3 separate regions of the Homo sapiens genome follow, and all the other regions are linked to region 1. Evidence: chromatin loops called from intact Hi-C (ENCODE). Cell type or tissue: PC-9. All regions are shown on one strand. Each heading gives the region's core, and the rest is flanking DNA. Links, peaks and the distances in the headings are about the cores only.

The links. Peaks named below come from ENCODE experiments on the same cell type or tissue, not always from the same donor. Only the 100,000 strongest peaks of a DNase experiment are listed, where the experiment ranks them.
Region 2: a loop joins it to region 1, with 6 times the contacts of the local background. A loop is called at or near these places in 14 of 110 quality-filtered maps.
Region 3: it touches region 1 in a loop (4-fold over the local background); 15 of 110 quality-filtered maps call a loop at or near these places.

The regions. Positions count from the first base shown.
Region 1 is chr21:38,908,680-38,919,361 of GRCh38, reverse strand. The region is part of intron 2 of ETS2-AS1 (ETS2 antisense RNA 1); the gene reads left to right. Among named protein-coding and RNA genes, the nearest start is that of ETS2-AS1, 24 kb to the left of the region's middle. RefSeq lists enhancers at 3,941-4,441, 4,442-4,942. In PC-9, for the core only: no CTCF peak of the experiment used is centred there; DNase peaks (open chromatin) are centred at 5,731, 6,131, 8,591, 8,691 and 1 weaker place; H3K4me3 peaks cover 1,957 bases; H3K27ac peaks cover 3,954 bases.
Region 2 is chr21:38,848,371-38,859,052 of GRCh38, reverse strand. LOC101928398 (a long non-coding RNA gene) reads right to left here and starts at 1,514. Exons shown (of 3, transcript NR_109926.1): 1 at 1,428-1,514; 2 at 1,098-1,277; 3 at 191-976. In PC-9, for the core only: no CTCF peak of the experiment used is centred there; a DNase peak (open chromatin) is centred at 5,422; H3K27ac peaks cover 877 bases.
Region 3 is chr21:39,120,741-39,131,422 of GRCh38, reverse strand. It overlaps the pseudogene RPL23AP12. Among named protein-coding and RNA genes, the nearest start is that of LINC02943, 42 kb to the right of the region's middle. RefSeq lists a silencer at 5,341-5,400. In PC-9, for the core only: a CTCF peak has its summit at 5,244 (motif pointing right); a DNase peak (open chromatin) is centred at 5,272.

The DNA.
Region 1 (10,682 bases), core at 1,479-9,478:
AATCAATTCAAGGGGTTCCCCTTTCCAGGGTCTTGGACAGCGAGGTGAGCGTGTGTTTCTAGCAGGTAAAGCTGACACGTGGCATCCAGGAGGTCTCCACTCAACTTGAAGAAATTGAATGAGTGCATTTTGTTTCCTGCTTATAATTTCCACTTAAAGCACCTCTGTAGTTGACCTCAAGGCCTGCTTTGATATCAATCTCCAAAGCACAAAAGGAATCATTTTGCACTTTTTTTCTTCAAGGGACTTACAAATGAAGGATCTGATAAGCACAGTTGATGATTAAACCTAATAAGCTGGCTGCTGGAGTGCTTTGATTTACTTTGGCAAAGGCTCTTTGAGCTTGGTGGAAAACAGAATCAGTTTGTTTGTTTTTGTTTGTCTCTGGCTTTTCTGTTGAAGACCTTGATTTAAGTCTTAAAAGCAGTGGTTTTTTGTTTTGTTTTTTGTTTTAAACCAGAAAGTTCTGCAGGTTGAGAGGACTGTCCTTGGCGTACCCTGCTGAGTGGTCTAAATGGAGTCTTCTGTGATCACCAGCCACCCTGGGAGTTCCTGGGTGATGGCACCAGCCAAGGACATTTGGGGAAATGGTTTATGTATGATGTAACTTTCAATACTTGTATTATTTCCTAATTGTGAAATTAGAATAGGTTAAAAAAAAGGGGTGCAGGAGAGGAAGAGGCGCCTTGAGGTGAAGCTATATTCAGTTTTGCCTTTCAATTTAGGTTGGATTTGGGTCCCTGGGCAAGACTGGCATATCCGTGTGCATATCAAACAGCCAGTGTTGACTTCTCTGATTCTTCTTTCATTATTTATTCATTGGTTCATTCACTTCACAAAGTTACCTGGTCCCAGGTTCAGCAGCAGCTCAGAGACTCATTTGGGAGCTTTTGGAGTCACCTTCATGGGCCACCATCCCCAACCCCAGAGACTGACTCAACCAGCCCAAATGCTTTTCGAATACAAAGTCTAACTTTCTTTTGTGATTTAGACATGGCTGGGAAAAAAATCAACCCGTATAGAAATATTTTCTTGTGGAAAACAAGAGTTCCCTGCCCTGGCCACCCCACCCCAGGCTAGCTTCACAGAAATCACCATTTTAAATTAAATCTTGTAACTATTTCTGCTTTTAGTTCTGCTGGCAATCCACCCCAGGTTGCTAAGTAATGTACGTGTACCGCTTCAAAAATACCCATTTTTGGCATTATCGGTAGATTTCTCCCATGAGAAACGAAGATTTGTTCCCTCCTCCCTCCTGCTAATATAGTGCTTAGGCTATTGCTATTTTGGTCTCTTAGGGGGCTGTTTTATAAGTTTAAATAACAAGCCTTTATTTGAAGCTTCTTTAACAGTGTCTCTTAGACCCTCAGGTTGAAAGAGAATGATGTTAGGCTGGGTGCAGTGGCTCACACCTGTAATCTCAGTACTTTGGGAGACCGAGATGGGTGGATGACCTGAGGTCAGGAGTTCGAGACCAGCCTGACCAACATGGAGAAACCCTGTCTCTACTAAAAATACAAAATTAGCTGGGTGTAGTGGCACGTGCCTGTAATCCCAGCTACTCAGGAGGCTGAGGCAGGAGAATTGCTTGAACCTGGGAGGCAGAGGTTGCGGTGAGCTGAGATCGCACCATTGCACTCCAGCCTGGGCAACAAGAGCAAAACTCCGTCTCAAAAAAAAAAAAGAATAATGTTAGTGCCCCTGCCCCCCAACTCTCCTCCACCCCCGGGGTGCAGGCTGGCTGGGGCTCCGGGTCAACTCTCCCTTCTCCCTCTGTAGAAGCCAGACGCTTCCCCTCTCTCCCCTCACCTAAAGAAGCCAGTTTGGGGCCAGTCACATACTGGATTATGGATCTTCAGAATCCCTGGTCTTTGGCATTTGGAAAGGCCTGGAATATGCCTTTTTAGCAGATGACTGTGATGCAGGTGGTCTGAGAATGTGCTCTACATCTTGTAAAACAGGTGACATGAAATGGCCGTTCTAGTCTATGCAATGGCAGCATGAACACAGAAAGCTGAAACGGGGGATCAGTTCTGCAGCCAAGAGACATTAAAGCTCAAAGGTATAATCGGAAGCTAGAATTCATTCATTCAACAAATATTGACTGAGCAAGCTCTTACTGTGTGTAATGCCTTTCTTCTCATAGTTTTTGCACCGCCACCCCCACCCCTTCTCAGTTGCTTTGCCAGATTTCGAACTCCAGGGGTATTTATTCAGTGTATTGTTTCAAGAAAAGGAAGGTCTTCACAAACAGGTGCAACAGGCCACAGCCTGCCCAGGCGGAGGCTTGCAAGCACCTCTGATAAAGCAGCAAAAAAACACGGGAGGACATTTTTTCTTTCAGATTTTCATATACAGATGTGGAAGAGATAAGGTTAGCTCCATTCTAAGTTCTCTGTGTTTGGTTAAAATAGGCTCAGTTCCTTCCCTCCCTCCCTCCCTTCCTTCCTTCCTTCCCTCCTTCCTTCTCTTCTTCCTTCTCTTCCTTCCTTCCCTCCTTCCCTCCTTCCTTCTCTTCTTCCTTCTCTTCCTTCCTTCCCTCCTTCCTTCTCTTCTTCCTTCTCTTCCTTCCTTCCCTCCTTCCTTTTCTTCCTTCCTTTCTTCCTTCTTCCTTCCTTTCTCTCCCCTCCCTTCCCTCCCTCCCTTCCTTCCTTTTTCTCTTCCTTTTCCCTCTCTCCTTCCATCCCTCTCTTCCCCCTTTTTTCTTTCCTCAATCCTTATTTCTAACTAAAAGGCCAATAAAACAAACAAACAAAAACACATAAATTTCAATAACCTTATAGGCATCCCTTCAATTAGGTCAATAAGTAACCAGATCATCATTTGATTTTTCTAAGGTACATAGAATTGTATTGTGGAAAAACAAATCCAAGGGCAAAGAGAATGCCTACTGTGGCTCATTGTTTTGCGGCAACATCTCATTTAATCTTTACAGCAAACCTACCAGGGAGGTGCCATTACTATTGTTTGTTTAGAGGTGGGGACATGAGTCTAGAAGGGTTTAATCAGCCTGAGGTCCTTTGGTGGGTAGATGACAGAAGCAGATTTGAACTCCTGGGCTCTTGATACTATAGTCAGCTGCCACTGATTGAAAATACCAATTCACACCTTCTAACAAGAATGCAAGATTGACTTGGCTGTGCAAAATATGCATTACATTGTGCCAATAAAGAGTTCACCTAAGTTGTCCAACCTAGCATTTTAAGTCACTTGACCTAAATACAATGCACCCAGTTAAACTGTCCTTGAAAATGACACATCTACCCTAGTTTGTGCCTGGTACTACAATGTCCATAGTAGCATTTAGGAAATGGTTTTAGTTACAAATCCCAGTTTTAGGAAAAATGAAGATGGATAAGCTTTCCAATGAAGGGCTCAGGACAAAGTTGAGGGTCCTGCTCGTTCTCTCTTCTGAAGTTGTTCCCTTCTGAGGGTGTGTTTTGTACAGCTGCTTCTGTTGCTCTGTGTCTTTTTGGCTTCAGATTTTTAAAATCTTCTCTTTAATCCCTGAAAACAAAAGGTAAGCGTATGTCTCTGTGCTTCGTAGCATGTGTCCAAATAATCACCGAGACAAGCAGCTTGCTCAAGCTGTGAGTGAAGAAGCCAGGCTGGTTTGTGTTGCCCTTGGTTTGGGGTTGGACAGTTTCTCTTTTAAACCTCTTCCTAGATGTTGGGATCCCAGGCAGCGATGGGGTCAGAGAAAGCTGCCTCTAAGAGTCAGGTTCTTCTCCACATCCAGACAATGACTGAAACAAATCTTTCTAGCTCCAAAGGCCAAGCTTTCAGAAACCAAGTTGTGCTGTATGTGAGCCCTTTCACGATGGGAGGAATGCCTGCTTCCAAGTAGGGGTTTGAGGAGGAAAGAGATTCAGCTCCGGACCAGCCATTTCTTTTTTGGAGGAAATATATGTGTGTGTGTGTGTGTGTGTATATATATATATATATATATATTTGTGTGTATATATATATGTGTACACACATACACACACATATAGAAATACAGGACATCAAAGCTCTTTCATTTGGGAAGAACTTTCCCTTTGCCATTCCATTAGCATAAAAACAAGCTCCCTGTTGGCTGTTAAGTTCATACTGTGTGTGAACTTTGAGATACAGAAGGATTCATCTGTGTGATGCATTACAGAGATCTTGCCTGGGAGTGAGGACTGTTGATATTGTAAAAATGCACCACTCCTAGAAGGGAGGAACAAAGGAACTCGGTCCAAGAGCCTCTCTGAGACCTCTTCTCCCTTCTCTGTCAGCACAGGAAAAGAGAGTGGAGGGGCTGCTGCCCCAGGAAGGCTGGGCCCACCCCTCCTCACAGGCACCCTGATGCCTGTTCAGCTTGGCTCTCTGGATGACAGGCAGAAGGTAACATGATGCCACCAGCCACCGGCCACCCTCTCTTCCTCCTTCCTTAACCCTTCAGCACCTAGAGAGCTGGTCCTTGACTTCCGACCTCACTTGACCCCTTCCCTGACACAGAAGCAGGTTCCTCGGCCGGGTCATCTGGGACACACTGGCCCTTGCCCTCTCTTGAATTTGCCCTGTGCCCTGAGGTGAGCGTTGACCTCTCTCCTCTCTGACAGGGAGAACCAAGCCACCCCAGCTGCCTCAGAGGTGTGGGTGGCTTAATGAGTCAATGTTGGTGAAGTTCTTTGAAGACACAAAGTGCTCCGTAAAAGCTGGTTCCCATCTTGCTGACAAAGGCGCTCCCTGAGCTCTGGCCCTTCTGATAGAGAGTGGGCTTCTGTGGTCCTTCCTCCCTTCTTCTTTATGGATGACGTAAATAGCTCCTCTCACTTACATTCTCCATGGGTGAGAACGCATGAGGAGAGAGAGACAGGGAGGGAGAGACAGAGAGACAGAGAGAGACAGGGAAGGAGAGAGAGAGAGGGGTGTGTGGGATGTGTGTGAAGTGTGGTGTGTGTGGTGTGTATGTGGGTGTATATGTGGTGCATGTGTTGTGTGTGATGTGTGTGCTGTGTGTGATGTGTTTTGTGTAGTGTGTGGTTTGTGTAATGTGTTTGTGTGGTGTGTGCAGTGTGTGGTTTGTGTTGTGTGTTGTGTATGTGGTGTGCGCTGTGTGGTTTGTGTGGTATGTGGCATGTGTTTGTATGTGTGTGGTATGTGGTATGCATTTGTATGTGTTGTGTGTGGTATGTGTTGCATGTTGTGTGTGGTATGTGGTGTGTGTTGTGTATATTGTGTGTTGTATGTGGTGTATATTGTGTAGTTGTGATGTGTGTTGTATGTTGTGTGTGGTTTGTGGTGTGTGTTGTGTGTGGTTTGTTGTGTATGTTGTATATTGTGTGTTGTGTGGTATGTTGTNNNNNNNNNNTTGTGGCGTGCGTGGTTTGTTGTGTGTGTGTTGTGTTGTATATTGTATGTTATGTGGTGTGTGTAAGTTGTCTGTAGTGTGTGTTGTGTATTGTGTGTTGTATATGTGTTGTGTATTGTGTCTAGTATATTGTGCTTGTTTGTAGTGTGTGTTGTATATTGTGTGTGGTCTGTTGTGTGTGTTGTGTGTATGTGTTGTATGTTGTTTGTGTTGTCTGTTGTGTTTGTGTTGTATGTGTTGTGTGTTGTATTTGTGTTGTATGTGTTGTGTGTGTTGTCTTTTGTCTGTTGTGTGCATGTGTTGTGTGTTGTGCGCAGTGCATGTTCGCCCTCCCTCCCTGGCAGCAGGGCTACCTGGCTGCGGTGCTCACTGCCCTGGGCGGTGGGCGGAGCGGTCCCTGGTGGGAGGGGACAGGGCTCTCCCGCAGGTGACTCCTGCAGCCTGAACTTTTGTTCTGGGAAGGCCACCCACGCTCCCCGCTCCCCGGCAGGCCGCCAGAGCCAGGGCCGCACGCCCACGCGGGAATCAGCCAGGCCGACATGAAAGCAATGCGCTTCCAAACTGGCAGAGGATTTAATTTTTTTTTTTTTCTTTCTCAAACAGCCCCAGTTGCTTCTCTTCTCCACGGTGATTTCTGCATACTTTATCCAAACCCCCTCCCCACCGCTGTTCAGTTTCTGGCTCCTCTTCCTGCCCGTGCTCTGAGGCCAGCTGGGGGCCTCCCAGGTGACTCCTGCTGCTGCTGTCACTGGACCCTGACGCTGTGCCGCACCCGAATTCCTCCGAATGGAGCCTTGGCCAGAGCAAGGCGTGCCGTGTAGAGGAGCGGATCTGAGCCTGGCAGGAGATCGCTAAAACCTTTGCCCTTCACACAAACGCGGAAGCACGGGGCGGGTGCTGAAGAGCCAAGCAAGTGTCCCCCATTTCCTTCCAAGGCAGAGCAGCAGCCCAGGGAGGCCCAGTTTCCATCGCGGCAGAAGGGCAGAAGAGTGGGGGAGGTCCCAGGACCACAGCCCAGGGGACACTCAGGATGCGCCAGGAAGGACATGGCAGACAGGCCCTTTAGGTGGAAAAGCAACCCTCAGCTGCCCAGAGAGCGGCCCCTCCAGGCCCTCCCCGCCGTCTGCAAAGCTCTTCAGCTGGGAGAGGAGGAAAGGGTTTGTTCTTGACCTCCTTCCTTTCCTTTCTTCTCCACTGTCCACCAGAGAGCAGGAAGACAGGCTGATGCTCTTGTTAAAGATGAAGGCATAATTCACATGCCATAAAATTCACCATTTTAACCATTTTAAGGTGCACAGTTCAGTGGTTTTGAGTGCATTACATTGTTGGGCAACCATCAGCATGGTCTAATTCCAAAACATTTCTGTCACTCCAAAAAGAAATCTTGTACCCATTAGCAGTCACTCCCCATTTCCCCCTACCCCCCAGCCCCCCGGCACCCACGAAGGTGCTTTCTCTGTTTCGAGGGATCTTCCTATTGTGGCAAATCCTCTGAATGGAATCATACAATATGTGGTCTTCTGCCACTGGCTTCTTTCACTGACCATAATTTTTCAAGGTTCACCCACGTTGTAGCATGCGTCAGCGCTTCATTCCTTTCCATGGCTGGACTGTATTTCATTGTATGTCTGGACCACATTCTGTTTCTCTAGTCATCAGTTGATTACTTACTTTTCAGGGCCCACTTAGCCTTTCTTCCCAAGGGCAGGGGCTCTGTTGTCCACTGTTTTGGAGTCTTCCAGCAGACTTGATGGAGTGTACCAGTGGTTTCCTTGCTGGGCAAATAACCAGAGGGTCCCTGGGTACGGGAATCTCTGAGTCCTGATCTTTGGCTCTGCTGCAGACCAGGTCACTGTATGATCTTTTAGCAGCCTCTTTACCTCACCTGGCCTCAGTTTCTTCATCTGAAAAATGAAGGGCTTGAAGCAGATGGTCTCTAACACTTCTCCTGGCCCAACACTTTAAGATGTTTCAGCAAAGCAGTGAAGAAGCAGCCTTCTGTGACCTTTCTGAACAAGGCAGAGGAAAGCAAGCTGTAGGCTGACATAGTTAGGTGATTCCATAACAAAATTGCGCTGTAAACAATCATCTGGATCAATCGACAGAAGGCACTTGCAACAGGTTCCCAGATGACAGAAAACTATAGGAATGACAGGGAAGGAATGATGGGGCAGATTAAAATGGAGAAATTTAACAGGGACAAATGTAAAAGTCGGACATTTTGCTCCAAAGTTCAACAGAACAGCTACCTGCTTTGTTGGATATGTTCAGGCAGTGTCCTTTATAAGAGTTTGATTGACTCTAAATGAATCTCATTATGAGTCACCATTGGGACAGGCTGCCAAAAGGCCAATGTGACTTCAGATTAAATCAATAGAGGTCTACTGGCTGAAACAAGGGAGGTGACATTATTGAGTCCATCCCTGGTGTATGTAGCTGCTACCCTCTGAGAAGGAGGCCCCCAATAGGAAAAGCCAGAGGGAGGATGGATAAGACATGAAGAGCTCTAGAACCATGGTTTGGTAGTAGGAGGGGCTCAGGGTTTGGGTCTTTAAAAGATAAGACAGAGAGTGCTGTTCACATCTGTGAAGGAACATGGCATGAGAAGGGGAGTTGACTTCCACCATGGGGACCTGCAGGGTGACTGGGGCTGGAAGATGATCAATTGTGACCCAGGACCAGGAAGAACTTCGCAGCAACAAAAGTCACAGGAAATGGAAAAAACTCCTGGTGAAGAACACAGACAGACACGGGGCTCCACTCATTAGGGGCGTGACTGGGGAGACCAAGTCACGACTTCGAGGGTCCTTTTCATCTTTGAAATAAAATGAATTGTGCTTAGATGGGGTGGGGCAGGGAGGTAGGGAAGCACCAATCACAGAAGAGTCGTAGGTACCTGGGATCAGCCTTCACTGGGTCCTGCCAGCAAAAGAATAGCTGCCCCTGCCCCAGTTTAGAGTTTAAATGCAAACTCTAAATGTTTAGTACCTGAAACTCCCAGAGGTAAATTACTTTCTGAGGCAATTGTGCATTCATCTGAGGCAATCAGCTATCTCTAAATCCACCTAAGCCCTCATTTGAATCAGATCGGGTGATTCACAGCAATTTGATGTCACTTTGAAAGCTGGTTTGTTGCCAAAACACCAGCCTGGTGCCCTTGATGACAGCCAGGCACAGGGCTGGGTTCTGCCTGGAATTGAAGAGGCTGGTGGGTGGGGGCGTCTTTGGCACCTTAAGAATTTTGAGAGGAGAGAAGGGAGCCCTGTGGCTGCTTTATGGTGTTAGGTCTGTAAACTGCCTAATTTAGCACAAATGCCTTTCTTCATCCAGGTAGCCTCGGGCTTTCTTCCACAAGCGAAGTGTGTGGCCAGTGAGTCAGATGACCTGCTCCTTCTGGAGATGGCTGGTGCCATTCTCAATGTCAGTGGTCGCTTCTTACAGATCCCGATAGATTCAGGCCTCAGGTAGCCAAACAGGGCATCCCATGGCCCCGGCCAGGTTCTGTAGAGGCAAATGTTCAAAAGGGAGTGGCTCTGACACCATTGTCCATGCTCCTCCCTGCCTTGCTTGAGCGACAAGTGTGGCTGCTTTTAGGAAGTGGGGCTTGCTTTGGGAGAACTGCCTCTCGAAGGACTCACACCTATAATTCCCTGTTGTTGTCTCTGGAAGTCTGCAGCTGCCTGGTCCTTAGGGTGAAAAGCAGCTGGGGAAGCTGGAGCCACACATTCCAAAGGGCTTCAGGGACAAAAGCACCCTGAATTTAGGAAACAAAAGACAGGTGGAGGAGGAAGCATCCAGCAACCCCCTTGTAATCTCAAAAACTGACTCACGCCGGTGCCGGCCATAGGGCTGCCACGGTATATGGCTCAAGGAAGCCCAGGCTCTCCTGGGAGGTTCTAGCCATTGTTGAGCCTGTGAAGGAAATGTGTCAGGCCAGCCCTTCCTCACTTTCTTGATTTAGCAGGCTGGAGCTAGCTGTAAATGCTGATCAATTCCAGTTGCCAGACTGGAGCTGTAGCAGCGACCTGGGTGATCTCAGAGCCCCATCCCCTCATCTGTCACGGGAGAACTTGGCCCCGGAGCACACTCCAGATATCTCGCTCAGAATGCAGTTCTGAGCATCAAACACACAGTTCATGTTCCTGACTCTGTTGGCTTTGGGACACTCTATTGGCTTTGGGACACTTTCAGGATGTTCTTGCAAGCTACTCACTGTGGGCCTCAGAGTCTGACCTGTCCAGAACTGCTGGTCTGCAAGGGGGCCTGTTCTTGGGGGTTCCTGGGGACCCCCACCCCAGGGACCACCCAGTGGTTGAGGGAGGGAGAATTGGTCATGAACTATGGATGATGCCAGCACAATATCAGATGTCATCACCCCGCATGGCCTAGGTACTCGCCTAAACAGACATCAGCACAGAATTTTGGGTGAGGGGGTCTTCCTGACCACGCTTTCACTCCTCAGAAACCTCTACTGCCTGGTGCTCCTTCCTCAACTTGTCCCAGAAACAGTGGCGTCAACTAAAGAGAAAGCGGGAAGGCAGGTACCTTCGGCAGGGATCTGGCGTTGGAACCTCTGCCCCGAACGTTGAAGCGCTGCTGTCACAATCACCTCATTCTGTCCCAGGACTTCCTCCTCAGCCTTTCCCCAGTCCATTTCTGAGCTTTGTGCCCTGTTCCCACCTCCCATAGCCTTTTCCCTCCTGCTGAGATAGGAGAACCGCCAGGAATGTAAACTCAATCTTCTCCTCTGGGGACTCTATGCTGCCTGCTACCAACAGCAGGCATCCCAGGATGTGGGATTTTCAGTGCTGAAACCAGGACAGTGATTCTCAAACTTTTTTTGATCCCAGGTTTCTCTGAAAATCTGAAGGCCATGGGCCCTCTCTCCAGCACAGCCTCCATAAGCCCAGACACATGCCATTGTGCATGCAATTCCAGGGGTGCTGGGATCCCCTTCCCAATCAAAGAGAGGACTTAGGGACCCATGGACCTGTCCAGAGACCTAGGCTGAAGATGGTAGCATGTAGGGAGGGGAGGTTGATGCCATGGTTAATTGCATAAGCTCTGGAAGGAGACTGGCCATGCTGCCTAGCCAAGCGCTCCCACTATACAGCTGAGAACCCTTGGACAAGTTTCCTAACCTCCCCAAGCCTCCCTTTCTGCATCTATAAAACAGGAAGCACATCTGTTTCATGGGGCATAAAAGACTTAATAATGACACATAGTGTGAAATACAGTGTCTGGCAGAACAACATCATGCATGCACTCGCCTGTTCAAAACATGCACTGAGCTGCCACGTGCCAAGGCCTGTCTTGGGCTAGAGATCCCCTTTGGGAACAA
Region 2 (10,682 bases), core at 1,282-9,281, 60 kb after region 1:
CCATAGCCCCTGTTCTCCCATCACTGGATTGGAAATGTCTGCAGAGCACATATTCCCATCACTTGCTTGTCTTTTATTACCTGACCTTGCCCATCACTAAAATGTAAGTTCTAGTGGTCTGCAGGCCTCATCGGGTTGGCATTTTTCATCTCTGTATCCCAAGCCCCTAGAACAGTGCAGAAGACATGATAGACACTCCATGGATATTTATTAAATAAATGGATGTGAGTGAATGCAATAAAACAAGCACTTTCAGTCAAATAAACCCAAGAGTGCTGGTCATTCTCCAAATTTGTTTTCTGCCTGCTCTGTGCCATGGAGGCCAACTCCTCTGGCTTGCACTTCGCAGGCCCTCTTTCAGGCAGCTGCCTGTGCACCTGCAGTCAATGAGAGGATGGGAGCAAAAAGTGGGGGCAGTTTTCCCTGGTCCCTTGACAGGGCCTCACTGGGCTCAGATGACATCACTTCCTCTCTCCTCCCTTGAAACCTGGGGGTGGGAAACCTTGGCATCTGGGAGGCTTCCCATCATTTGTCTGAGCTCTCATCCCTGCCCACAGCTCAGGAAACTTCCTTTGTCAAAGTCTCTTCATCTGCACCATTTAGCATGAACTGTTCCTTGTGGGGGCAATGCTCCTTCTGCGTGCATACAATTTAGATATCTTTTCTGTATATACAGAATGTATGCACATAACTTTAAAAAAATTTACTTAATTTTTAAGGGGGTGGTTTCTTCATTTTCTGCTTTCCTCTTTAGCTCTGCTTCCAAGTTCCCCTCATCACTGCGGTCCCTAGTGAAATCTTCCAACTGCATGGTGTCCAGCACATTTTCAGCCAGAGATTTTAGTTGGCTCGTGGTATCTTTCATGACCTGTTTTTTTTGTGCATTCAAAGGTTTCCAGCCTTTCTTTCTCCTCCTTCCTTTCCTGTACTCTCTGCTCCCATCTCGCGATCTCTTGGTCGAGCACTTCCGGACTTTCTGCAAAATAGGTGTTTTCATTCAAACTGTGTTATTTCCTTCTGAAGTTTTCCTCCATCCTCCTTTCATCCTTTTAAGATGTGTCCTGCATCAATCACTTGGGAACGCTTAGGAGACTCACTTTTCCATGTTTTTTTTTCCAGAAAGCCTCCTGTGTCCTGCAGAGAAGACCTGCTCAGATTTTTATTAAGGGTCGATAAGCAGAGGGATTGTAACATTCAAGGTCTGGCCTCCATCAGGGGTGACTTGAGGGCTTCCTCAGCCTGTCTCTTTAGTCCAGTGTTCCACCTTCTCCATGGACCTGCTGGTGAGAACAACACTTTTACTAAGCTCTTTTCCTCTTTATAAAGTGTCATCTCTTAATGACTAAGACCACCACAGCAACACAAACCAGGACCTCCCAGGGATGCCCAGGGACCCCCGGGGCTCATCTCATGATCTCAGCCATCACCAGCACAGCAGCCCGCAGCAGCTTCAGAGCGGCTGGAGAGACATTTGGGGACGAGCAGCCCCTCTGTGGCTCTGCCTCTGTTTGCCAGTGGCCTGTGGACCACAACTGCCTACTCGGGACCCTGCGGAGTGTTCTGTATCTAATGCAAACAGGTGCCTGGCAACCAGGACAGATAATCAGTTGGGCTGGGGGAGGGGAGCAAGCCAGATTCTAAAAACAGTGTCCCTGACATTGCTGTGCTTACTGCACAGATAGAGGTGATATTATATTCCCTGCCCAGGTCATGAGGGAACTGGGAGTGGCTGACAGCACTCTGGAGCTCAGCCACACCAGGCCCAGCTGGCCCCACAGCAAACCCAGAGGGTCGAAGTGAGGCTACGCCCTGTCCCTTTCTGTCCACAAGGGCCTGTCAGGGCACAGTGGTGGGGCCTGTCCCTGGGTGAGGCTCAGTCTCCTGATTTCAAGTTTCCTTCTGCACAGGGAAAGTGGGTCCTGCCCACCAAGGTCCGAGGGACCCTCCTCTGAAGCCCCTCTCTCCTTTGTGTTTGGTCAAGGTTAGCAGATGGGGAGAGGACTGAAGAGTCTCCCCAAAGGTCTAAACTGAGAGACCTGGATTTTCAATGTAACAATCCAGGAGAAATAAGTAGATGGAGTCTAAAATTTCTGGTGGAGTCTACAATTTCATGGATTTTCTATGAAGCTGGTTTGTCCCTGTTCAGCAAGTGTCCTGAGTGAGGGTGACTCTGCTTTGGGTATGACAGGTTGACCCAAGCTCCTTCCCTCATGCCTCCCAAGGTGGCCCTGGGAACAGTCTCCAATCCACTGAGCCGTCTTCAGAAGTGCATGTCTACTACAAGGGGATGGGGCCTTCTTTCGGCTCATATTTGCCACCTTTTGCTTATTAAGCTACTTCTCTCTCCTAGAATCCCTCTGGCAGACCGAGACTCACAGCCTCTTGTTCATCCTCTGGGACTTTGCCATGAGCAACTCGCTCATGGTCCCTTTACCCAGAATGAAATTAGAGAACTGTCCGCCAAGGCCAGCCCTGGGGTCTTGAGAGATTGCCTAGCTCAGGCAGTAGGGGCCCCATGGATGTAGAGGACCAAGGCTCCGACTGGCCAGGTGGTGAGGGCCGGGGTGGAGGTCTAGGTCAGCCAACGCCTGAAGCGATAGTTGTGATAATTTCCTTCTTTCCTTCCTTCCTTCTCTCTCTCTTTCTTTCTTTCTCTCTTTTTTTTGAGACAGAGTCTTGTTCTGTTGCCCAGGCTGGAGTGGAGTGGCATTATCATATCTCATTGGAGCCTCAAATGCCTGGGCTCAAGCAATCCCCCTACTTCAGCCTCCCCAATAGCTGGGACCACAGGCATGCACCACCATGCCAAGCTATTTTTTTTTTTTCCTAGAGATAGGATCTCGCCATGTTGCCAAGGCTAGTCTGAAACTCCTGGCCTCAAGCAATCCTCCTGCCTTGGCCTCCCAAAGCGTTGGGATTACAGGCATGAGGCACTGCACGTGGCCTCTTTTTTTAAAAACAAAACAAAACTGGGCTTTATTTTTTAGAGCAGTGATAGGTTTAAAGAAAAATTGTGCAGAGATATTACATAGACCCTTGACTCCTCCCACAGTGTCCCCTATTATTATCAGCATTTTGCATTGTTGCAGTACGTTTGCTAAAATGGATGAAAGTACTGGTACATTATTATCCATGAAAGTCCATAGTTTACGTGAGGGTTCACTCCATGTGTTGTTCAGTTCTAGCAGTTTTGACAAATGCATAATGTCAGGCACGCACGATTACAGTAAAGCATAGAAGAGTTCCACTGCCCTAAAATTCCTCCTGGCTCCACTTGCTCACGCCGCCCTTCTTGCCCCTTTGCCCTGATACTTTTTCTGTAGTCCACATTGTCTGATATAAATACAGATATTCCAGCATTAACATGGTATATCTATCTCTATCTCTTTACTTGTATTCTAATTGTGTCTTTATAGTTAAAGTGAGTTTCTTGTAGACAACATACAGTTAGGTCTGGTTTTTTTAATCCACCCAGCTAGCGTCTGTCTTGTAATTCACATATTTAGAACATTGACATATAAACTAATTATTAATATATTTGATATAATATCAACCATATTTATTACTGTTTCTATGTGTTTCCCTTGTTCTGTTTCTTTTTCCTCTTACACTTTTTTCTCCTTTTCTGATTTTCCTTGAGAATTTTATATGATTCCATTTTATTTCCTCTTTCATTATATATCAGTTATACTTCTTTACAATTTTTTTAGTAGTTGCCTGTGATTTTGCAATATACACTTAAAACTGATCCAAGTCCATTTTCAAATAACACAATACCACTTCATGTGTAGTGAGAATATGTTATCACAGAGTATTCACAATTCTTTTCCTCATCTCTTATAACATTTTTGTCATTCATTTCACTAATTTATAAACTATAATCACCCAATACATGTTTACTATTATTATCTTGAAGAAAATGATAAACTGTTAGATTAGCATAAAATATGAAAAAGAAATTATTCATTTTAGCCTTCGTTTCTTTCTTCTTGAATGCTCTTCATTCCTTTTAGTAGACCTGAGTTTTTCACCTATGTCATTTTCCCTTCTTTTTCAAGGAAGTCCTACTGGCAGCAAACCCCTTCCGTTTTTCTTTCTCTGCAAAAGTATTTGCCATTCACTTTTGAAGGATAATTTCACTGGATACAGAATTCTATCTATAGCTAGTGGTGTTTTCTTTCTTTCAGCCCTTTAAATATTTCACTCCACACTCTCTTTTTACTTGCATGGTTTTCGAGGAGAAGTCTGATGTAGTCTTATGCTTGATCCTCCATACGTAAGGTAGGTTTTTTTTCCACCTCTGAATTCTTTCATTATTTTCTCTGCATCTTTGATTTTCTGCAATTTGAATATATACTATATACCTAGGTATACGTTTTAAAATATCCATCCTGCTTGGTGTTCTCTTTAGTTTCCTGAATCTGTGGTTTGGTGTCTCATTAATTTTGGAAAATTCTCAGTCATTATTACTTCAAATATTTTTTCTGTTCTTTTCTCCCTTTCTTCTTTTTTGGTATTCCCATTACATATATGTTACACCTTTTGTAATTGTCCTGCCATTTTTAAACATGGTGCTCCATTTTTTTTTCAGTCTTTCTTCCCTTTGTCTTTCAGTTTGAGAAGTTTCTATTCATATATCTTCAAGCTCACTGACATATAGCTTATATTGTGTTCCAGTTACTACAAAAGAGCACTGCGGATGTGCTGGGCAGAAATGGGGGAGGCGAATCATTCTATATAGAGTCCAATGATTAGGTTTCAGGTTTTTAGTGAGCCTGTGTCCCTGGGCTGTGACCTTCACCTGGGAGTCTCAGTTATTATCCCATCTTATATTAGGTAATACAGGAAAGCTAGCTGAGATGGGACTGGGATGTTTCCTTTTCCCTGGGTGTTAGGATGAAGGAAGCTGAAGTACAGCATTTCCCTCCACAAAGATGAGGTGGTGCTTCTCCACCTGTCCACTAAGATAATGGAGGTGGTGGAGCCTGGTAGACCACAAGTAGGGTGGTGGCACAGATGTGATGTCCCCTGCCCAAGATGGAATCAGAGAGCCAGCCTGGGATCCCACCTCCATCACTTCCCAGCTTTGTGATCCTGAGCAAATTAGTTATTGTCACTGCAGTGTCATTTCCTCATCTTAAAAGAAGGTAATAACAGTCATCCCATAGCACACTTATGAGAGTTAAATCAAATGATGCAAGGGAAATGCCTGCAACACTGCCTGGCAGATAACAGAGTCTCAACAGATGGTAGAGGTCATTCTGAAGAGAATGCCATTTGACCTAACTGGGGTGACGAAGGCAGTTAAGAGTAGGCGAGAGGAGTGGTAGGGCTTGGGGAAAGCAGGTCAGGCAGCTGGTGGGATTTGCAGAGCTGAGGAGAGCCTTCCAGGTGCATTTAGTTGCTGACGGAGTCTGGCCCAAGCCCAGGCCACAGGCACAGTCCCAGGAGACATGCTCATGAGCTGTCATCTCAGTCCAGCCGCTGACTCACCCCACAGGCGGGCACCCAGGGAGCAGGTGCTGCAGCTGTTGCGTCATTAGACCTCTGAGGCTGTAAGAGCTGACCATCTTCTGGCTGATGGAGTAACTTGCCCACAGGTGGGGATGGGAGGGATGAAGGCCCAGCCTCTCTTGTGTGTCTGGGATGAGAGGGACAGTATCCTCACCTTGGTCTAGACTTTGTCGTTCAAAAGGTAAGCTGGGGAGCAGCAGGCTCAACATCACCTGGGCGCGTGTTACAGATGCAAACCTCTGGTCTAGTCCCAAACTTGCTGAGTCTTAATCTGCATTTGGCAAGCTCTCAAAGTGATTCCTTTGTATGTAAAAGTCTAAGAAGCACTGGCTAGCATCTTTCTGGTTCACATGCACGTTAAAGCTTGAGAAGTGTTGGCCTAGGGATCTTCGTGGATTCCAAATAGAAGTCAGAATACCAATAACCAGTATTAATTTCTGATTGTAATATCAGCAGCTGAAGGATCAAGGTGTTTGGAACCCAGGAATCACAATCAGACTTTTTCAGGCCGCAAATGGATTGATAAAACAATGGAGGTCTCTCTGATAAGGTAACATTTCAGCTGAGCATGGAAGTAAGTGAAGACATGATCATAGGAGTATCTGGGGATCGAGCAGCAAGTGCAAAGGCCCTGGGGCTGGAACACACTCAGTGTGTGTGAGAAATGGCAAGGGGTTCAGTGTGCCTGATGCAGATTAAGCAAAGAGGCCAGGAGTAGGAGGTGATATGGAAAGATTGTGTTGACTCTGCAGTTCATGGTAAGGCCTTAGGATATTGTCATGAGTGAAATGGGAAGCTGTCGGAAGGTTTAGAATGAAGGGGTCATATTATCTGACTTTTGTTTTAACAGGAATCTCTCCAGCTGAGTCTAATTTCTGAGAGTAGACTGAAGAGGACACAGCAGGGCAGTCTAGTCAGAGGTGCCTGCAGGAATCCCAGACGAATGGTAGGGAAGGTAGTGAAGGAGGTGAAGAGATGAGCTTTGAGCCTGGTCCTGTTTAGAGCAGAGCTGGCAGGACTTGCTAGGGATGGGTGCATGCTGTGGGAGAAAGAGAAGCTCCTGGGTTGGCTCTGTGCACCTCTGTGACTCAGCTTTCCTGGAAGGTGCTTTGCGTTTTTCCTTCAGTATCTGACAGGCATGGGCAGAAGAGTCTTTGTTTTTTGGGGGGCTTTTTTGTTTGTTTGTTTGTTTGTTTGTTTGGTGATGGAATTTCACTCTTGTCACCCAGGCTGGAGCACAGTGGCCTGATCTCGGCTCACTGCAACCTCTGCCTCCCGGGTTCAAGTGATTTTCATGCCTCAGGCTCCCAAGTAGCTGGGATTAAAGGCGCCCAACACCACTCCCAGCTAATTTTTGTATTTTTTAGTAGAGACGGGGTTTCACCATGTTGGCCAGGCTGGTCTTGAACTCCTGACCTCAGGTGGTCCACTCACCTCGGACTCCCAAAGTGCTGGGATTACAGGCGTGAACAACCATGCCCAGCCCAGGCAGAAGAGGCTTAAACATGGCCGGTGGTACATGTACTTTCATTACTTTTCTGCCCACCCCCCCTAAAATGTCAGTAAAAGCATGAAAACAGGGAACCTTACAGGATGAGGAGCCCAGGACTGGGGATTAAATAAGATGAATGACAATGTGAGTTATGTCTGAAGAGGAAAGCAGACACAGCCATGGGTGGGAGGTGACTTAGCAGAGGGAAGGAAGCTGGCTACCGAGTGTCTGCAGTCAGAGGTGCAGGCAGAAGACCTTGAGGATCCACCCGAGAGGCTCCGGAATCAGACTCCAGGCCCTCTGAAAGGTTGGGATGAGATGGGGTTGGCAAGAGGTGGGTTATTGAATGCTGTCCAAGGGTTGTTAGATCTGCTGCTCAGGCAGACACTAGCTCCTTGATCCCACGAGAGACTCGAGGGTGATCCTCTGGGAAATCGAGGCAGCTGGCACTCCAGTGCAGGGTGAGGTGGGGATATGAATTGTGCACACTGAATGGTGGACTTCTGGCCCCTTCCCCATCCCTGCTCCAGGGCAGCCATAGCCAAACCTATAACCAGCAAGCAGGAAAACAGATGACCTCTGAGGACAACATCACCCAGAGGACAGGCTCCAGATGCTAACAATGTGGGCTCCTCTGAACATGTACTTCGCCTCTCACTGCACAGGCAAATCCTGCCCCAGCACACCAGTTTCTGATAAATATTTTAGTGTCTCACTCTTAACTATGAATAGATAGCCAAGGATCACCAGACAGGAAGCCCTCTAACACAGACAAACAGAAACTAAAGACAAGACAGAAAGGATCTCAGAGAAAACAGGCAATTCAGGGAGCAGAGGGAAACTTTCTGGACAAACCCACAATTAAAACCTTCTAGGACTTAAGAGGAGCTGTATACTTGTGATTCAAGATCAGGCTCCTAGCAGGAACATTCATAGCTCCAGGATTAGGGGCAGGAAAGAGGACAGAGCTGAAACAAAATTCTACAGGAGGATTAGAAGATAACAATGAGAATTTTTGCCAAAAAAAAAATACCGCAAAAGGCCGAAGAACCAACAATAGGAGAGGAGAGATGAAAAGACAAGAGAAGAAAGTTGAACTCCTGACAAACAGGAATTCCAAAAGAGAGAAAAGGAAAAAAATATATAGAGAATAAGTTATTTTTTAAAATGCAAGAAAATTCCCTAGAGCTAAGTGGCATAAATCTCCTGATAGATGCTCAGGCCAAGGCAAATCATCATGGAATATCACTGCAGCAGAGATAAAGAGAAGGCCTTAGAAGCTTCTAGAGGAACACAGAGGCCACTTAGCAAATATCAGCAATCAGGAGGCCCTTAGAATTCTCAACAGCAACACAGGGAGCTAGAAGACAAGGGCCTTCAAAATTCTGGAAGGGCAACAAATTTCTAATGTGGAATTCTTGGCTTATGAAACTACTGATCAATTTTGAAAATGAAATACAGGCATTTTCAAGCACTCAAGATCTCAAGAAACGTTTCTTGTCTGCACCCTTTCTCAGGCAGTTACTGGGCACATGCTCGTCCAAGATAAGAGAAAACCAAGAAAGAGGAGTCTCAGCAGCGAAACCAGTGAAGCAGAGCAGGACAGAAGGGATTGTCAGGCTGGCAGCCATGCAGGGGACCCAGGGAGCCATCAGTCCAGGTGGAAGCTGGGAGACCAGGGTTTCCCGGAGGCATTCCTCCAGGAAAAACATGAACTGAATTTTTTTTTTGATATATAAGCTGTGCGGAAAATAGAATTGAGAAAGCGTTTTACAAGTAAATTGTGGCTGTTGAAAATTAGCCAGAGGTGCATCGGGGAAAATCCAAAGTAATTATAAGCTTGAAAACATACACATGTACGAGACAGAAATGCAATCTTATTTCTTGATGTGGCTCAGTGGAAAATATTTACATAATCATAGTATTGACTTCCTGAAGACCCAGATAAACAACATTGGGAAGATGAAGAAAGAGAAGCGAATGTTTGTTGGGGCAACAGGGTGGTAATTTGGGGGAGTATTAAAGAGCTGTATTGGCTTCCTGTTGCTTCTGTAACTCATTACCGGACATTCAGTGGCTTAAGACAACACAACTGTGACCTTGCAGTTCTGGAGTTCAGAAGTCTGAAATGAGTCTTCACTGTGCTATAATCAAAGGCGTCGGCAGGGCTGTTGTCTTTCTGGAAGCTCTGAGGAGAATCTTCCTTGCCCTTTCCAGCTTCCAGAGGCCGCCACATTCCTCGGCTTTGGCCCCTTCCTCTGTCTTCACAGTGAATTGTTCCAACCTCTGCTTCCACGGCGACCTCTCTTTTTTCTGACTCCACTCTCATCCCTCCCTTTCATATGGACGCTTATGATGATATTGGACCAGGCTGAATAATCCCTCCCTTTCATATGGATCCTTATGATTATATTGGACCAGGCTGGATAATCCCTCCCTTTCATGTGGACCCTTATGATGATATTGGACCAGGCTGGATAATCCAGGAAAATCTCCCCATCTCAAGATGCTTACTTGAATCACACCTGCAAAGTCCCTTCTGGCATGGAAAGTGACATGTTCACAGGATCCCATGTTCCCAGGATTAGGACATGGACATCTTTAGTGGGGAGAAGCCATGGTTTTGCAGATCCCCAAGGTTAATGTGCTCAATGGAGGATCAGGATCTAGCCCTATGAGCATGTTATTAACGAGCATAGAAGTGAATTCCCAAAAGCATCACTAAGTGCACTGGTGGTCGTAATCTCATGGCTATGAGCAGCGTGGGGTAGGCAGAGCCAGGGGCTAGTTGTTTCCATTATAAGCCTTGTGATATTTTAGACCATGTGTATCTAATGCTGTGATAAAGAGTAAAATGTCCAGTCAGGTGCAGTGGCTCAAGCCTGTAATCCCACCACTTTGGGAGCCCAAGGCGGGAGAACCACTTGTGTACAGGAGTTCCTGGCCAGCCTCGGCAACATAGTTAGACCCTGTCTCTATGAGAAATAGAAGATGAGCCAAGCGTGATGGTGTGCCTATAGTCCCACCGACTTGTGGGGCTGAGGTAGGAGATTGCTTGAGCCCAGGTAGTTGAGACTGCAGTGAACCATGATTGTGCCACTGCACTCAGCCTGGGTGACAGTTAAGACCCTGTCTCAAAAAAAAAAAGAAAAAAGAATAAAAAGAGTAAAATGCTATCGTTAGGCCCAACTCATACCTAATCAATCAAAACGTAACTTAAATTCTGGAGATCTAGTGTCCTGCGTGGTGACTGCAATGAACAATACTGTGTTGTACACGAAATTTGCCAAGAGGTCAGATCTTGAGTGTTCTCATCACATACCAAAAAGGTAACTGTGAGGCGATGGATATGTTAATTAGCATAATTGTGTACATGTATTTCAAATAATCAAGTAGTACACCTTAAATACATACCTTTTAATTTGTCAATTCTGCCTGAATAAAGCAAAGAAATCTAGGTAGGAGCTCTGAGCTCCGTATTTTTGTAGACTTAGCCTAGGCTCCACCAGGCTGTTGGATGCAGAGCCGGGCAGGAACCCCTGTCAGCCCTCGTGACTACTCCTGGAGTTTATCGCTGACATGTCTCCCAAGCAGGATGTGAGCAGATAGGTTGCAGGGCCTGTGCCGGAGTCTTCTGGCTGCCTCTTGCCCACATCTGTTTCTTACATTTTCAAGG
Region 3 (10,682 bases), core at 864-8,863, 210 kb before region 1:
GTATCCTTCCCCAGTCAAACCTCAGATGAGACTACAGCCTAGCCAGTGCTTTGACTGCCATCTTGCAAAGGACCCAGTTGAGCCAAACCAAACTCCTGACTCACAGATTCTGTAAGATAAGAAATGTTTAGTTTTAAGCCCTAAGTTATTAGTGGTAATATTGTTAGGCAGAATAGAGTAGATAGTTAATACATAGCCCAACTATACTCTATCTTTCAGCTGTCCTGGCAGTTAGATGTGGCCATATGACCAAATTCTAACCCATAGGATATGAGCAGAGCAATGTGGGTCACTTCTGGGCCAGGGGTTTGAAGGAGTTGGTATGACTCTTGCCCATGTTCTTCCCCCTTCTCCATAGCTAGAACACAGATGTGCCCCTACCCCAGTATTGACATTGCGGAAGAGAACAACATCTTGAGTCATGGTGGAAAAATAAGATGGAAGGAACCTGGGTACCTGAATGTGATTTTAGTGTATCATATGAGTGGCCATGTGTAGCAGTATGAGACATTCACTTCAGACTGTCATAGGTGAGAGAAACAACCATTTATTTCATTTAAGACACATATTTTGTTGGCTATTTTTGTTATAGCAGCTAGCCTAACTAATTTCCATAAGAAATAAAACATACAATTCCAGAAGAAAAAGCAATAAAATAATAAAAACTGGGCAAAAGACAAATAAAGACCCTTCACAAGAAAATAAGTATAAAAAGATGGAAAGTTTTTCCATCTTGTTCTCCTCCCACCTCCTGGCTCCTAGAACAGAAACCATATTATTCTTAAGAAAAGTAATATCTATTTTCTCTGAGACATACTTTTTACCTATCTAACTGTCAATGTTAAAATGTTGATGGTTTCCCATGATGACACTGGCGTAAGGAAACTTTCCTTCTAATATACAATTCTGTTGGTAGAAAGCTAATTATGTGTAACTTTTCCAGAAGACACACACACACATACAAAACAAGCAGAGTACTAGAATATATTTGGGATGTATAGTAATGTCTATAGTCTGCCTACTCATGCAAATAAAAATATACAAGTACATATTTCTGAGTATATGCATAATCATTTCTTTCTGGAAGGAAATTGCAAGGAATTGTTAACCAGTGGGTAGAATGACTGGGGCTGAGGTGAAAATGTCATTTTTCATTTCATGTCTCTCTTGACTGCTTCAATTTTATTACAATGAATTTTTATTTAAAAAACACAAATGGATTATCTGGTGGTGGGTTGGATGATTCTGCCTTTTCAGCCAGAATAATCTGTTTTTTTTGTTTTTTTTTTTTTTACTGCAAATAATTTATGCCAAGAATTTTACTTCCAAGAATTTATGTGTGTGTGTATATATACAAACACACACACACACATCTGCACATAAATAAAAATGTATACTCTATCATTTTTACAAAATCAACACAGTAGAAAGGAATTTAGGGCTTTAGCAGGGGACAGGTTGGAAAGGGATGGTACCTCTATATGATGGAATATGACTGAGCCATGAAAGGAATGAGGGAATTCTGTATGGGCCCACATGGACAGATCAACAAGACAACAGGGAAAGAACGGTTTTTCAACAAATGGTGCTGGGAAAACTGGATCTCCACAAACAGAAGAATAGAGTTGGACCTTTTCTAACACCATATACAAAAATTAACTCAAATTGGATCAAAGACCTAAATGTCTTTGAAAACTATAAAAGTCTTAGAAGAAAACAGGGCAAAATCTTCATGACATTGGATTTGGTGAGGATTTCTTAGATAAGGCACAAAAGGCATGAACAACAGAAGAAGAAAATAGGCAAACTGGACTCCATGAGGGTGAGAAACTTTTGTGCATCAAAAAGACACTTTCAACAGAGTAAAAAGGCAACCCATAGAATGGGAGAAAATATTTGCAAATCATATGTTTGAGAAGGGATTAATATCCAGTATATATAGAGGACTAAAAATCAACAACAAAAAGACAAACAACCCAATTGAAAAAGGGGCAAAGGACTTGAATAAACATTTCTGTAAAGAAGATGTATAAATGGCTGGTAAGCACATGAAAAGATGTTCAACATCATTAATCATTAAGGAAATGCAAATCAAAACTGTAATGAGATACCACCTCACACCCATTAGGATGCCTACTGTAACAAAAACAGAAAATAACAAGTGTTGGTGAGGATGTGGAAAAACTGGAACTCTTGTGCATGGTTGATGGGAAAGTAACTTGTTGGAGCTGCTGTGCAAAACAGTATGGCAGTTTCTAAAAAAATTAAACATAGAATTACCATATAATCAAGAAATTCCGCTTCTAGATATAGATCCAAAAGAATTGGAAGCAGGGTCTTGAAGAGATATTTGTACACCACATTTACAGCATTATTCACAACATCCAAAAGGTGGAAGCAATCCAAGTGTCCGTCAGTGATGAACGGATAAGCGAAGTGTGCTACATGTAACAATGGAATATTATCCAACCTCAAAAGGGAAGATTCTGACACACGCTCCAACATGAATGAACCTTGAGGACATTAGGCTGAATGAAATAAGCCAGTCCCCAAAAGACAAACACTATGATTCCACTTATATGAGGTATCTAGAGTAGTCAGATTCATAGAGACTGAAAGAATGATGGTTGCCAGGGGGTGGAGGGAGAGAGATATGGGAAGTTGTTTAATGGGTACAGAGTTTCAATTTTGCAAGATAAAAAAAGTTCCAGAGATGGATAATGGTGATGGCTGTACAAATATGTGAATGTACTGAATACTGCTTAACTATACGCTTAAAAATAGTTAAGAGGGTACATTTTATTTTATGTGCATTTTACCACAGGAAAAAAGGAAGAAAAAGCAACCAGCAGCAACAATGTGTATATAGCACAACTATAATTTATCAAAATATATATTGTTTGTTGTACGTGTAAAGAATTTCTGAAAGAACACACAAAAAAACTGTTGACAGTAGGGAGATTGGGAAATCAGATGACAGGGAGACCTTTTTTATTGTATACCTTCTGATAGTGTTTGGAATTTTAGTTTGTGATGTACACATCTTTTTGAATTTAAAGCAAATTATTGATTACATTTACTTTGAGGTTGATTTCCTAAATGACTCTGGGGGCAGCCAATGAGGATTATACTGATTCCTTATGTTGGTTTCTGCTGAGATATTTTGAGTTGTTGGATTTTGGTTTCTTTTATCAAACTCAGTTTTCCAAAGGATAATACTTAATTATTTAAGAGGAGAACAGTGAGACAAATTAAAAATTTAGTTGGATTGCATTTGAACAACTTGAATTAATATATAAAACAGTAAAGGAGCCTTCAGCATTTCTTTTTTTTTATGGTGAAAAGGTATACATATATTTAGAATTAGCCAGCTGGACTCAGTTTAGATGATCCCAATTTTGTTGGCAACATCCAAAGCATCGTAATCAGGAGCCAGTGGAACATATGCCTTCTTCTCTCCATCAGGCCAAATCAGGGTGTTGACCTTGATCATGTCAATATCATAGAGCCTCTTCACAGCCTGTTTGATCTGGTGCTTGTTGGCTTTAACATCCACCATGAACACACGTGTGTTATTGTCTCCTGTCTTCTTCATGGCCGACTCAGTGGTCAGCGGAAACTTGATGATAGCATAGTGGTCAAGCTTGTTTCTCCTGGGGGTGCTCTTCCAAGGATATTTGGGCTGCCTCCGGAGTTGCAGTGTCTTGGGCCGCCGGAAGGTGGGGGACGTGTGGATCTTCTTTTTTTTGTGGTTGTGAACACCTTTCAACACTGCCTTCTTGGCCTTTAAAGCCTTTGCTTTGGCTTTGGCTTTAGGAGGGGCAGGAACTTCTTTCTTCGCTTTCAGCACTGTCTTGTGAAAAGGGTCAGCATTTCTTAAACAACAAATAGGGCAACAATCTAGAAAGCATTTGGCAAAAAAAACAAAACAAAACAAAAAAAAAACAATGAATATATATAATCACTAATTTGTAGGGAATGTGCTTCTGTGATGTCTAGTAGAATCCAGGCACTATGAAGGAAATGTGAATACATCTGTGCTGGGTAGCGAGTAGTTCCATAAACAATTTTCACAGCTAATGTTGATTATTGTAGATCATCTGGCTAGTTCATTTTGATTAAATTATCTATTTAGAGACAAGGAAGGATAAACAAGACATTGCCTTTAGGGAAGAAAAGAATGAGTAGAAATGTATTTTTATCCCTTTGAGTGATCCAGCATAAGAACTTTGGATTTCAGTGCACTCACAGGTCCATGGGGGAACAGTCATTAGGTAGTAAGTGGTGTTCGCTGGAGAATGGAACAGCTTCCCAGGCTGGGAAAAAGATGCATCTAAAGCCCAGGAAGTGCATGGTCTCACTCTGCCGTTTTCATTAGGCAGCTTTGTTCTTTTAAAATGCAAGATAAATGCATCTGCCTTAGAACTGAATTCTCCTGTAATAGAATTTTTTAATTCTAAATCTTTAGCTGAAATGCCCAATTATTTAAAATAAGTAATAATTTACACCCACTCTTCCGCCATTGAGAACTTAAGGCACAATATCTTGGCTTCATTGCTATTGCCGTTTGGAGCCGGATGCTCCTTCACGTGGGGCTGCCCAATGCACCGTAGGATGCTGCACAGAACCCCTGGCCTCTACCCACCAGCTGCCAGTACATCCTCTTCCCCGGGTATGCCAAGCAAAAATGTCTCCAGATATTGCCAAATGTCCCCAGGGGACAAAATCATCCCTGGCTAAGAACCGCTGCTTCAGAGGGTGGGGACCGAGAGGGGGCAGGATGGAGGGAGCCATCCACACTTGCGATGCTGCTGGGCCTGGGAGCAACATGAGCTCCCAGCTTCCTCCAGCCCTTTCCCTGCAAGGGGGAATGGCCCAGCTGAGGGGCTGGGATTTTCAGGGGCCTTATTTCAGTGAGCTGGGGTGGGCAGGAGTTTTATATGCACATATATGTTGGGTATAGATCAGGAGTGTGACTGCTGTGCCGAGGGGCTGCACATGCTCAACTCAAATAGATATTGCCAGATAGTTTCCAGAAGTGATTGACCAGTTTGCACTCTGAGTAGAGTGGCAAAATTGCGAGGGGATACTGAGCACTTCCAGGTCTTGGGGACCTGGCCAGCAGCTCGGACAGGCAGCCCCAATCTCTCAAGTCCTCATAAGAAATATGAGTGCCTTCTTTGGACATTACAGGCTCATGGGACCACCTCCTGTTTCATGAGGCCAGTGGCTGGGCCTGTCTTTTCACTCAGAATTGAGAAATCATGCAACAGAGGAGCCTCTAGGTGGCACTGAATTCTGAGGCTTAGAGGACTTGGGCCTTTCCTATCCATGCTGCGAGTTCATTGTGACCTGATGCTGGCCTGGTTGGCCAGCTGAGCCCTGCCCTGCACCTGGGCTCAGAAATGCTGCGGGAGGGGTCTCAGCGGGTGGTGAAAGGCTCTTTCCTGACAAATGCATGTGTGTGTGTGTGTGTGTGTGTCAGTGTGGTGTGTGTGTCTGGTGTGTATGGCCTATGTGTGTTCATACATTTGTGCTGTGTGGGTGTGTGGCATGCATGTGTGTGAGTACATGTGTGCTGTGTGGGTGTGTGGCATACATGTGTGAATACATGTGTGCTGTGTGGGTGTATGGCATGCATGTGTGTGAGTACATGTGTGTTGCGTGGGTGTGTGTGTGACATGCATGTGTGTGAGTACATGTGTGTTGTGTGGGTGTGTGACATGCATGTGTGTGAGTACATGTGTGTTGGGGATGGGTGGGGAGGGGAGGGCTTGCTGAGCTCCTGAAAAAGTTTTGGTCCCTGCTGGAGATTAGGAAGTCAAGCAGAAATTTTTTAGAAGACAACAGTTTACCTGCAGGACACACACACACAAATTAATTTTTTCAAGTACAAAATTCAAAGCCACAAAAAGTTACACAGTGTAAAAGCAAGTGACCCTTCCGTCCTGCCGCAGCCTCTATTTGTCCCTTTTCTACAGTGAAAATAGTGTAAGCACAGTGAAACAGAATATATATAACATATCATCTATCTCTATAATCACTATATAAAATTAATGTATACATATCAAATACAAATTTGTATATATTTGAATATATTATGTATATTATATATATATCATTTTCTTTGGTATGTGGTGAGTGACAGCGTCTTATCTGGGCCCTCAGGAGTGATATTTGCTGCCTGGGCTCCTGTTGGTCTGCAGGCCCTTATGCTACAGAGTAGGCAGTAGCAGTGGCAGGACAAGTGGGAGGAGGGAGGTTCTGGAAGGAGAAGGTCCCTCACCCCCATACACACTTAGATGCACTGATGTGCATGCGTGCACACGTGCAAACACACACACACACACACACACTTGATCCTTTGGTGTTTATTCTACGATTGGTTATTAACAGATTTGGGTGGATTCCTTAAAAGGAATTCCTTTATAGAGTTAGGAGTCTCTATTTAGAGCTCTGTGTACATGCAGGATGTGAGTTGAACAAGCTCTCCCAGGAGCACAGATCTGGAGTGTGTGTGTTTTAAAAGCTCGGCTGCTATTTTTGGGAACGATGCTGGGGAAAGCGATCTTCGCAGGGAAGGGCAAGAGAGAAACTCCTCCTCTACTCCACTTCTTTGTTGACCACAACACTGAAGTGTTGCTAGCAGCATCCCTTGTGCAGTTCTTGGAGGTATATCACATCTTTTTGGCTGTAACTTTAGAGGAGTCTTAGGTTTCTCCAGCATCTTCAGTTTTGACAGATGGGCTGACTGGAGTTCATTAAAAAATGTCCATGTGTGTTCAATTTGCTGGAAACACGTTGGTTCTATTTTCTTAAAATGGGACACGTAAGAGTATTTGAAGATGGTTCAGGTCTCTTCCCATCCACGGTGAGACCTCCTGCTGGGGGGCTGCACTCCCAGCCTTTCTCCAGCTTCTGTCACTGTCTCCAATGAGACTGATACCCCTAAGGACCTCTCAGATGTGTGACTTTCAGATGTAGTGTTGCTTGAAGAGATGTCTGGGGGTCTCAGGAGCCCCTCAAACTCAGTGGTACATCAAAGCCAAGGGGGACCTGTTTCTGGTGGGATGGTGGTTGTATTTGAGGCCTGCAGAGCTGGGAGAGGGGCTTGACTCTGAGCTCCTCCACTTAAAAGCTTGAAGCTCTGGGAAACTCACTGACCCACCTTAAGCCACTCAGTCCTATCCCTGACTATCATTTTATTAAAGTCTATCTCTCCCTTTAGATCTAATAATATTTGCCTTATATATCTGGTGGTCCAGTGTTGGATGCATATATGTTTAGAATTGTTATATCTTCTTGCTGAATTGATCCCTTTATCATTATATAATGACCTTCTTTGTCTCTTTTTACTGTTTATGACTCAAAGTCTGTTTTATTGGATATGAGTGTAGCTAATCCTGCTTGGTTTTGGGTTTCTGTTTGTGTGGGATGTCTTTTTTCATCCCTTTACTTTAGGTCAATATGTGTCTTTGGAGGTGAAATGAGTTTCATTTATACAGCATATAGTTGGATCATTTGAAAAATTCATTCAGTCTATATCTTTTAAGTGGAGTGGTTAATACATTTTCCTGTCATTTTATTAATTGATATCTGATTGTTTTGTATATCCATTGTTCCTTTCTCTCTTATTTATGATTGTGGTTTGGTAATTTTCTGTAGTAGTAATATTTGAGTCTTTGCTCTTCCTTATTTGTGTGTTTGCTTTTCCAATGGGTTTTTATATTTTTGTGTATTTTAATTATGGTAGATACTGTCCTTTTGCTTCCAAATGTGGGACTGCCTTAAGCATTTCTTGTAGGAATGGTCTAGTGGTGATGAATTCCTTTAGCTTTTGCTTGTCTGGGAAAGACTTTATTTCTCATTCATTTATAAAGAAAAACTTTACTGGGTATAGTATCATTTCCTTGGACAGCAGTTTTCTTTTCTTTCAGCTCTGTGAATATATTATTCCACACTGTCCTGGCCTATAAAGTTTCTGCTGAGAAATCTACTGTTAGTCTGACTGAGGTTCCCTCATAAGTGACTAGATGCTTTCCTCTTGTGTTTAGAATTCTCTTTGTCTTTGATTTTTGACAGTTTGACTATAATGTGACATAGAAAAGACCTTTTTTTGCATTTTATTTGTTTGGGGGTCACTGAGATTCCTGTATCCAGATGTATACATCTCTTGCTAAACTTGGGAAATTTTTCAGCTCTTATTTTGTTAAATAAGTTTTCTATTCTTTTAGTTTTCTCTTTACCTTCTGGGACACCAAAAATTAGAATATTTTGTCACTTTATAGTGTCCTATATGTCATGTAAGCTTTGTTCATTTTTTTTAAGATAGAGTTTTGCTCTGTCGCCGAGGCTGGAGTGCAGTGGTGTGATCTCAGCTCACTGCAACCTCTGCCTCCCAGGTTCACAAGCAATTCTCTGCCTCAGCCTCCCGAGTAGCTGGGATTAAAGACGCCCACCACTATGCCCAGCTAATTTTTTTCATATTTTTAGTAGAGATGGTGTCTCACCATCTTGACCAGGCTGATCTTGAACTCTTGACCTCGTGATCCACCCGCCCCGGCCTCCCAAAGTGCTGGGATTACAGGCATGAGCCACCGCACCTGGCCTAGCCTTGTTCATTTTTATTCTTTTTTCTTATTTTTATCTGACTGGTTTATTTCAAAAGACCTCTCTTCAAGTTCTGAAATCCTTTTTCTGCTTGATCTAGTTTATCGTTGAAGCTTTCAAATGTATTTTATATTTTATTTAATGCATTCTTTGGTACTAGAATTTTTATTTGGTCCTTTTTTTATGATACTCATTTCTTTGGTAATTTCTCATTCATATCCTGAATTATGTTTCTGATTTCTTTGAACTATTTTTCTGTATTCACTTGTATCTTACTCTCCTTCTTTAATATCATTATTTTGAATTTCTTTCCCTGAGATTTCATAAGTTCTTTTTGATTTGGATCTGTTGCTGGAGAATTATTGTGTTCCTTTGGTGGTGTTATATTTCCTTGCTTTTTCATGTTTTTTTCTCCTCACATTGATATCTGCACATCTAGTGTAACAGTCACTTCTTCCAATTTCTTGAATTTGCTTTCATGGGTGGGAACTTTTTTCTGAAGATGTATCTGTAGTGTTGAGTAGGGCACTTTGGTTTCGATTGTGGGTACAGTAGCATAGTTTCTGTGTGATTTCTTTGGCCTAACAGTGTCAGTGGTGTTTGATTTCCTCAGTGGCTTAGGATGTGGTTATTAGTGGAGGCTGTGGTCAAATTTTGCCGGGGGAAAGATGCCAGGTTGGCCTGTCCTCAGGTCCCAGTGGTAGTAGCAGTGTGCCAAGTGTGCCTGTCCTTCGGCTTCAGGGATGTGTACGCTGGCGCCAGTGTTAGCAGGTTAAAGAGAGCTGATTTTTGGGACTCCAGGCAGCTTACTCAGATACCAGTAGTGGTGGGCCAGGCAGGTGGGCAGGTTCTTTGGCCCCTAGGCAACAAGCATAGTGTGGGTGATGGCAGTAGCAGTGGCAGGACAAATCTCTGGCTCCCAAGCAGTTTGTGCTGGTGTTGGTGGTGGCTACAACATGCTAGGTGGGCCAGTTGCCAGGCCTGCATGTGGCATGTGCAGGTGGGTGCCCACTGTTGCAGGGATGGCAGGTTGGATGGGCCTAACTTGAAGCCCCTGGGAGGAGGGCTCAGGTGTCAGCGGTGGGGACTAGGCTAGGCAGTCCTCAGTCCTCTGGTTGGCATGCCTGGACACTGGGGGTGCAGAGCCAGGCTGGGTGGACCTGTCCTCAGACCCCCAGTGGTGCTTGCAGGTCCTCGTTGTGGTGGGCAGAGGTGGGGTGATCCCCAGGCCCAAGATGTGCTGCAGCCCTGCTTCTGGGGAGGGCTAAGTAGCTTTCAGTGGCAGCAGCCACAGGTGGCTGAGGAGTGCACACTTTGCGTGTGCATTGGCATCTGTGACTGCTGTGGGCAGGGGGGTTTGTTTTTAAGGTGCATGAAAATGCGTGGCAGCATCACTGCCAGGGGCAGTGGGCTCTTTGTTACTGACTCGCACTTCAGCCCTGGGGGCAGCCGTCAGTCATGGTAGCATCTGTGGGCAGGGGATGTCAGTGGGGCTCCAGGGATGTGGAGATCCAGGGGCTATTGGGTCCAGGATGCAGTCTGGTGAGGGCTAGGCTCTTATTGTGACACCCTGCTGTAGCTGCCTAGGGTGGGGGTGAGGTGGGACCTGGCACGAGTTCCCCTCTGGAGCAAAGCCATCACATGGTCTGTAGGCAGCATCCTAGATAAGTCTTTGGGGCTGTGAGAGTCTAGGGGCTTTCCCGTGGCTAGGATGCAGGAGTCTGCAGTGGAAGTGTGGACCTCTGGGGGTCACTCACTCACCCTTTCCCTGCACTGGGAGCCTCTCCAGGATCCCAGCTGACCCCTGCCAAGCAGGCTGCCTTGCTTTTCTCGCCTTCCTGGCTTTAGGTGTTTCTTTTCACTCTCTGTTGAATTCTAGCGTTCTCTTAGATGATCTGTTCAGAGTGTGACCATCTACTCGCTATTTTCGGTCTTTGTTGTGGAGGGGGTGAGTACCAGAAGCCTGCAGTTAGCCATGCTGAAGCCCTGCTGAGAACCTAATATTTTTGACTCCTTGCTAATTTTGACAACAAAACTTTCTTTCGCTAACTTTATACTGATCCTTACTTATA